Linked DNA regions of Mus musculus: all the other regions are linked to region 3. The links are chromatin loops, found by intact Hi-C in ENCODE. Cell type or tissue: heart. All regions are shown on one strand.

What was found. Peaks named below come from ENCODE experiments on the same cell type or tissue, not always from the same donor. Only the 100,000 strongest peaks of a DNase experiment are listed, where the experiment ranks them.
Region 1: a loop joins it to region 3, with 4 times the contacts of the local background. A loop is called at or near these places in 5 of 42 quality-filtered maps.
Region 2: it touches region 3 in a loop (2.8-fold over the local background); 8 of 42 quality-filtered maps call a loop at or near these places.

What each region holds. Positions count from the first base shown.
Region 1 is chr1:153,046,871-153,049,370 of GRCm38, forward strand. The region is part of intron 1 of Nmnat2 (nicotinamide nucleotide adenylyltransferase 2); the gene reads left to right. Among named protein-coding and RNA genes, the nearest start is that of Nmnat2, 93 kb to the left of the region's middle. In heart, a CTCF peak has its summit at 1,392 (motif pointing right); a DNase peak (open chromatin) is centred at 1,501; H3K27ac peaks cover 1,460 bases.
Region 2 is chr1:153,240,336-153,242,835 of GRCm38, forward strand. It overlaps Lamc1 (laminin, gamma 1), which reads right to left. Exons shown (of 28, transcript NM_010683.2): 15 at 2,294-2,447; 16 at 1,542-1,684; 17 at 1-160. Among named protein-coding and RNA genes, the nearest start is that of Lamc2, 55 kb to the left of the region's middle. In heart, no CTCF peak of the experiment used is centred here; a DNase peak (open chromatin) is centred at 1,226.
Region 3 is chr1:153,384,311-153,386,810 of GRCm38, forward strand. The region is part of intron 1 of Gm46246 (a long non-coding RNA gene); the gene reads right to left. Among named protein-coding and RNA genes, the nearest start is that of Gm46246, 11 kb to the right of the region's middle. In heart, a CTCF peak has its summit at 1,519 (motif pointing right); a DNase peak (open chromatin) is centred at 1,001; H3K27ac peaks cover 490 bases.

The DNA.
Region 1 (2,500 bases), 340 kb before region 3:
AGAAAAGAGAGATGGAGGGAGGAGGGAAGAGATGGAGGGAGGAGGGGGAGAAAGAGAGCTAGCACTGCTACCTTAGCAGGTGGAAGCAGGAGGCAGACAGGCCCATCCCCAATCCCTCCCCCCTCCCCCCACCCCCCTCTACCCCTGCCTCTGTGCTGGAGGCCCTGCTGAGAGGGGAGGCCTTGCCTGAGATACTCTTAGTGTCCTGCCCTGCTTCTGGTTCTCCTTGTGCCTCTGGAAAATCACCGTGATCCTTGGAGCTGGTAGACACGCGTGTATGCGCCATGTCAGTTCAGCCCGGCAACCGCTGGAGCAGGAGGCATTGCGTTGGAATGATCAGTTTAGAAAGTAAACTCCTCCAGGTTGAGCTTTCATAGAAATCCTAGTGTTCCCTGTGCTTGGTTTCCCACACTGGTGCATAGTAGGTGCTCAATGCTGATGCAATCTAATTGATGCAAGGTGATTTATTTTTTACAGGCAGGCCTCCAGAAGTCCAAAGCCAGGGCCATTTTCCCGTGGAAACAGACCAGACTCTATCTAACCTTGACTTCCAGTTCAGTATACCCACCGTGACAGTCCCAGGAAGGGCAGGGGCGCACACTCCCATATCTCCACAGAGATTGCCTGGCAGCAAGGGCAGTACAGAGGCTGTGTGTAGACTCAGTGTCACCCCTTCTATGGCCTTAGATGCAAGTCCTAAGGGCTGGAGAGATGGCTCCGTGGTTAAAAATGCTTACTGTTCTTGTGGGGGATCCAGTACTGACCTCAGAGGGCTCACACTGCCTTTACCTCCAGTTCCAGAGGATCTGAGCCCTCATTTGGCCACTGTGGTGTCTTATTAAGGTTTCTATTGCTGTGCTGAATACACCATGACCAAAATCCAAGTTGAGGAGGAAAGGGTTTATTTCGCTTACACTTTCATATCACTGTTTGTCATTGAAGGAAATCAGGACAGGAACTCAATCAAGGCAGGAACTGATGCAGCGGCCATTGAGGGGTGCTGCTTAGTGGCTTGCTCCCCATGACTTGCTCAGCCTGCTGGCTTATCGAACCCAGGACCACCAGCCCAGGGATTGCCCCACACCCAACTGGCTGGGTCTGCCTCCATCGATCACTAATCAAGAGAATGCCCTACAGCCGGATCCTATAGAGGCATTTTCTCAGTTGAGGTTTCCCTCCTTTCAGATATCTCGCTGTGTCAAGCTATCATAAAACTGCACAGCACAATGGGTACCTGCACTTACATACACAACACTCACCCCGGCCCCACACAGACGTACAGATACGATCTTCTGTTTGTTTTTGTTGTCTGAGACACCACACCCTCTGCTGGGCGTCTATCAAGGGAAAGAATAGATGGAGGCCAGTAACTGGGTTTCTTTGGTGTGTGTCTCACCAGGGCACAGCAGATGGAGCCCGTGGCCTCCGGCTCACTCCAGGCAGGAAGGATGCTGGGCTTTTCCCAAGGAGAGGGGGTTGTGTAATGATCCCACTGCCTTGGCCTCCCTGACCCCGCCTTTGGCTTCCAGAGACTCCGTGCCCTCAGAAATTCCGCCCACTGCTCTCTTTAGGGGATTTCCTTTCTCAGGGAGAACAAAATGACCTCTTTTGGTTTTTCAAAAACTGCCTGGGAACGAGTTTCCCAGAGCTGACCTAACTCTCGGCAGACGACTCAAATGGAGTCCTTTCTTGTGAGCCTTGCCTCTGCGGCCCTGGTCTCCACTCCCACCCACAGAGGCCAAGTCTCTCCTCTAACCTGGGTGTTTCTCCTTCAGACATGACTGAGGTCTGCCAACAAGAGAGAGTGTCAGGCTGGACGCCCAGAGGGGCTAGATAGCTAGGCCACAGAACCACTAGTTACCTTAAGGCCCAGGGAACAATGGCTGGCACATTAAATTCTTGTTGTTATTAGTCCGGTTCCAGTGAATGATGGCATGAGCCGTACATGTATATGTATAGGGGTGTGTGTGTGTGTGTGTGTGTGTGTGTGTGTGTGTGTATGTACAGATATGTGTATATGCAAGTGCCTGAGATCTGGTGTCTTCTCAGTGGATTTCATGTGTGTATGTGTATGAATATATATGTGTATGTGTAAATAAATATATATTTATATATAATTTAAACATATAAAATATATACATAAATTTATATAAACATATCAATGCATAAATTTATATAAATACATAATTGTTTGTTTAAATTTATATAAATATTTATATAAATATAGGTAAATATATAAAGATATATATTTCTTTTTTCTTTTCTTTTTTTTTTTTTTTAAAGATGAGGTCTCTCACTGAACCTGGAACGAGCTCCAGGTATCCTCCTGGTTCTTTCTCTAGCCACTGCAGTCTCTTGTCTCTGAGCCTTCTCTTATCTTTTAATAAAGAAAGAGGAAAACAGAGTCAACTTTCCTCGGTTTCTTCACTTCCCAAGGCTTGCACAAAGCTGGGTATGATGGTCTATGTCTATAATCCCCAGTACTTGGAAGCAAGAAGAT
Region 2 (2,500 bases), 140 kb before region 3:
TAACAAGCCGGACACTCCTGGCAGCCAGGCCAGGACCGATTGTAGAAATAGTTCTCTTCACACTGGTCACAGCGATTGCCCACAAAGCCTTCCCTGCATTCACAACGGCCGTCCTCTTTACACTGGAGTGAAAGGGATCCTTCATGGTGACAGTCACAAGCTAAGGAATGAGGAGACAATTCCCATTTTAACTCGGACTGACTGTACCATCATCATGTGTACTTATGAAAAATTCACTTATGAGACTTTTAAATAGCTAAGTCCATGTAGCAGGCAAGATAGACATTTTAAAAGGAAAACTAGGTTGTGAAGTAATATGGGCAGCATGTGGCATGTGTGCATACATGTGCATGTATATGCTTACAAAGGTCAGAGGTCAACACTGGGTATCTGTTCATCTCTACCACCGTTTACCTAATTTCTGTTGTTTATTTTTGTGTGTGTGTATTTTTGAGACAGAGTCTCATTATGCAGCCCTGGTTGGCCTGGAACTCACTATGGAGACCGGGATGGCTTCAAACTCACAAGAGCTCTGCCTACCTTTACCTGGAATTAGGTCCAGGTCTCTAAAGAGCTGCTGTGTCAGCATTAAAGGTGTGTGCCACTGTGCCTAGATCTCCCTTATATTTTGAGACTTGCATCTCAACCCGAGCTGCTGGCCAGTGAGCTCCAGGGATCTACCTGCCTCGGCCTCGTTACAGATACACACCTGCCTTTTTATATGGGTGCTGGGGATCTGAACTCAGGCTCTCCTGCTCGAATGGCAAGCACTTTATCAACTGAGTCACCTCAGCAATCCCTTGGGGCACATGACCTCAATGTGGTATAAAAATTACACGAATGTCAGGCATGGTAGAGAATATGTCTCTGGGAGGTAGAGGAAGGGGAAGTGAGGTCAGCCTGAGCTACACAGAGAACACACACAGTATATTAAATGATGTAGCGCTCTTTCTCATATGCTTCTGGGACTCCTCTCTACTTTCATCTTTAAATTTCTCTAAGAAATAAGAAAACCCAAATGCTAACCTAACACTTCCTGCGCTTCTTTACAGTTTGTTTTCTCTTTGGAATTTCTACATTCCACACAAGAAATGAAGGAATTCAGAAAGCAAAAAAATCCAAACTGTTCTGATTTCCAGGCAAGTGTTTATGCCAAGGAGAAGCAGATGTTTATATGCAACCAAACCAAATGGGCTCCAAGGGTGGAGCCGAAGCAAGCCAATAGCGGCCGAGCAGAGCCACGGCTGCTTCTTTATCTGCAGAGCCGAGGTAGTCAGGAAGCCTTAATAAGCAGAGTGGACACGCTCAGTGCTTCAGGGGGGATTTTTTTTTCTTTAGAAAACAAAATTACAAGGAGAAATAAGTATAAAAAAACTAGAAAAGGAGACATCAACAGGGTGGTACCAGAGGAACCAAAGGCCCTCGATCTCCAGAGTTTTCTGATAGTCACAGGAGGTTTCTTTCGTGGCCACAGAGGCTATCAGGCCTGTAACGCACTAACTGGCATGGGAGACACTGCACTGCAAGTCACCATGTCTTACGTTTGCAGCCTTCAGGTCCAAACCCAAAGTGGTTGGTCTCACAGCGCTCACAGTGCTGGCCGGTGATGCCAGGCTGGCACTCACACTGCCCGGTGCGGATGTCACACTGCCCATTGGTGGAACCCAAAGCATGGCAGTCACACCTGAGGAGAAGCACAAGATGTTTCTAGGGTAGGAGGGGCAGAGAGTGGGCAACATTCTCATCTGGAAGACAGCACGCTAAGGACGACTCATCAGAATGTTAGGGGTTGTTCCCTTAGGTCCACACTAAACCCTACTGACAGAGAACTGGACAGACTCCCAGGCTGCAGCCCTGATGAGTCTGTCTCAGAAGAAACCTTGCAATCTGCATTTTGAAATGTCTGAGGGCTGGAGAGATGGCTCAGCAGTTAAGAGCACTGACTGCTCCTCCAGAGGTCCTGAGTTCAATTCCCAGCAACCCCATGGTGGCTCACAACCATCTGTAATAGGATGGGATGCCCTCTTCTGGTGTGTCTGAAGACAGCTACATTGTATTCACATAAATAAAATAAATAAATCTTAAAAAAAAAAAAAGAATTAGTGTCTGACACATCAGAACTGCCACTATGCTATCTATCCCTTCTGTCCCCTATTTACACAGCGCCTTTCCTGCATAAGACACTGGAAACAATTCCTAAGCAACCTCAAGCCAGCTGCTTAGAGTAGCTTGGAAAGATGTACTTCTTAAGACAAAGACAACAAGGATCACTTTACACAGACTCAAGTCTCACCTCTCGCAGCCTTGCCCGCTCTGCAGGTTGTAGTAGCCAGGGTCACAAGTACCGCAGTCGCGGCCAGACACATGAGGCAGACACTGGCACTGTCCGGTCACCGGGTTACAGCTGCTCTGTTGCTGCACTGTCCCGTAGGGATTGCAGGCGCAGGCTAGGGTGGGGAGACAGAGAAAGCAACAGATGCAAATCTCCAGGGAGAGCAGT
Region 3 (2,500 bases):
TTTATTTCATGTATATGAGTACACTGCAGCTGTCTTCAGACACACCAGAAGAGGGCATCATCGAATCCCACTGCAGATGGTTGTGAGCCACCATGTGGTTGCTGGGAATTGAACTCAGGATCTCTGGAAGAGCAGTTAGCACTCTTAACTGCTAAGCCATCTCTCCAGCCCCTAATGCATCATTTTCAAAATCTTTTTTTTTTTTTTTTTTTTTTTTTTTTTTGGTTTTTCGAGACAGAGTTTCTCTGTGTAGCCCTGGCTGTCCTGCAACTCACTCTGTAGATTTGGCTGGCCTACAGAAATCTGCCTGCCTCTGCCTCCCAAGTGCTGGGATTAAAGGCGTGTGCCATCCCTATCCACCTCATTTTCAAATTCTTATATTTTAATGCAGACTCATTCTATTTCTGATCCAATAAATTGATTTGCATTACTGCCTGAAGTGTCATGGAAGCGTTGTCTCTGTGGCACAGCCTGGGTCTTTGGTGTGTCCATGGACATAACTGGAGATAGGAAAGTTAAGAATTCCATTTTGCTGCTGACCTGGGGAGCAGGCTGCATCGTCTGAACACACCTATGGACCAATTCCAGTTTTAAGGTCTTTGAACATTTTATGTCACTTAACTATCCCGGCCAGCCAACGAGGTGCGTTCTACCACTACTCCCCATGACAGATGAAGCAATAGAATTTCAGAAAGGCAAATACATTTCTCAAGGTTACATAGCTAACAGTGGGCTGTGTTCACACAGTCAGCCTTGAGTCTGTAGTGACAAGCGTCCTGATGTTCCCTGATGTTCTCTGGATCCCTGTCAGAAGGCATCTGTCTCCATCAATGTCCTCCGGGGCAGCCTTGTCCCTGGGAATTCCAGGCTTACAATTCTGCATCAGGAACAGAGCCGACTTACCTAAGCCTTTCCCTCCAGGAAACACTTCACTTCCTCCAGTGTAATGACCCTCTTCCTTTTCCATACAATTCAATTGGAGACAAAGAGCTGCGATTTGATACCTCCTCCCCTGTGCTGTGGGCGTGAACCTGGGGCTTTCAACATGGTAGTCGGGTTCTGTAACCTGATTTATATCCCAGCTCTTTTTGTTTCTTTCTGAATTTTATCTTTTTATTTTTTAGGTATATCTATTATGTATATGGCATTCTGCCTGCATGTATGCCTGTGGCCCGAGCTGACCTTGTGCTCTGATAGCCCTCCAGGAATACAAGTGAATGCCAGAATGACAGTGCTCCAGCCTTCTAATGCCTTTTTTTTTAAAATAAATTTATGTCTGTGTGTGTGTGTATGTATGTCTGAGTGTACGTATGTCCTTTTTTTTTTTTTTTTTTTTTTTTTTTTTGAGACAGGGTTTCTCTGTATAGCCCTGGCTGTCCTGGAACTCACTTTGTAGACCAGGTTGGCCTCGAACTCAGAAATCTGCCTGCCTCTGCCTCCCACGTGCTGGGATTAAAGGCGTGAGCCACCACTGCCCGGCAGGCACATCCATATTAATGCAGACACAGACACCACAAGAGGGCAGATCCTCTGGATCTGGAGTTACAGCCAGTTGGGAGCTAGCTGCCCCCTGTGGGTGCTGGGTATTGAACTGGGGTCCTCTATGACCAGAAAGTGCTCTTAGTCACTGAGACTGTCTCCAGCTGGTCCACAACGTCTTTAAATGGCATAAATGCACATCCTAGAGTAATGAAAACTCATTTTCTGATATCTTTACCAGGTTAAGAAGAAGAAGAAGCAAGAGAAAGCTCCCAGGAGGACACCCATGGTGGCCCACACCCCAGATCCCAGCCCTCGGAGGACTGAGGCAGGACGGTTTTGACTTTGAGAAAAAGCAAAGTAATCTAGCAAGACCTTGCTTCAAAGTGAAAAACAAAACAAAACAAAACAAAAACAAGCTGAACAAAAGTTTTACTCTAGAGTACTTCTGCAATGTAGAATTATATAAGGTGAATTATGAAGTGCCCTTTCATAACCATGTTCTCTGTGATACGACCGCTCCTCTGCAAAGGCTACAGCTGAATAATGTCTTATATTGTCCTATCCTTTTGTTATGTTTGCCTGGATCCAAATATTTAGCGCGCATGCGTGTCTGACTGACGTGCAATCGCGCGCCTGCGTATGTGTGTATTTGTGCACGTGAGTGTGTAAATTTGTGTGTGTGTGTTGATGACAATTGCCCCATCAATGGCTCTCCACTTCATCTGAGTGAGTCTTCATCGCCGACTATGAAGTCCCGCGTGGGCTGCTAGCTTTTCTTCGGAGTAGCTTTAGTTAGAGATTTAGTTTGTGTCCTTCCTGCCTCTCTCTAGTGCCATGTGCCCTTAAATAGTAGGGCAAGCCTTTATGTAGTTTATACAGAATGAGATTTAAAACCTGTATTTATCTCGAAAAGAACTGAAAAAGGAAGCTAAACAAGTATGGAGGGGTCAGCACAGGCCGTCAAAGGCTGAAGCCTCAGCAGAACACGGAGCCGCAGGTTAAAGTGCTGGAGGTTAGA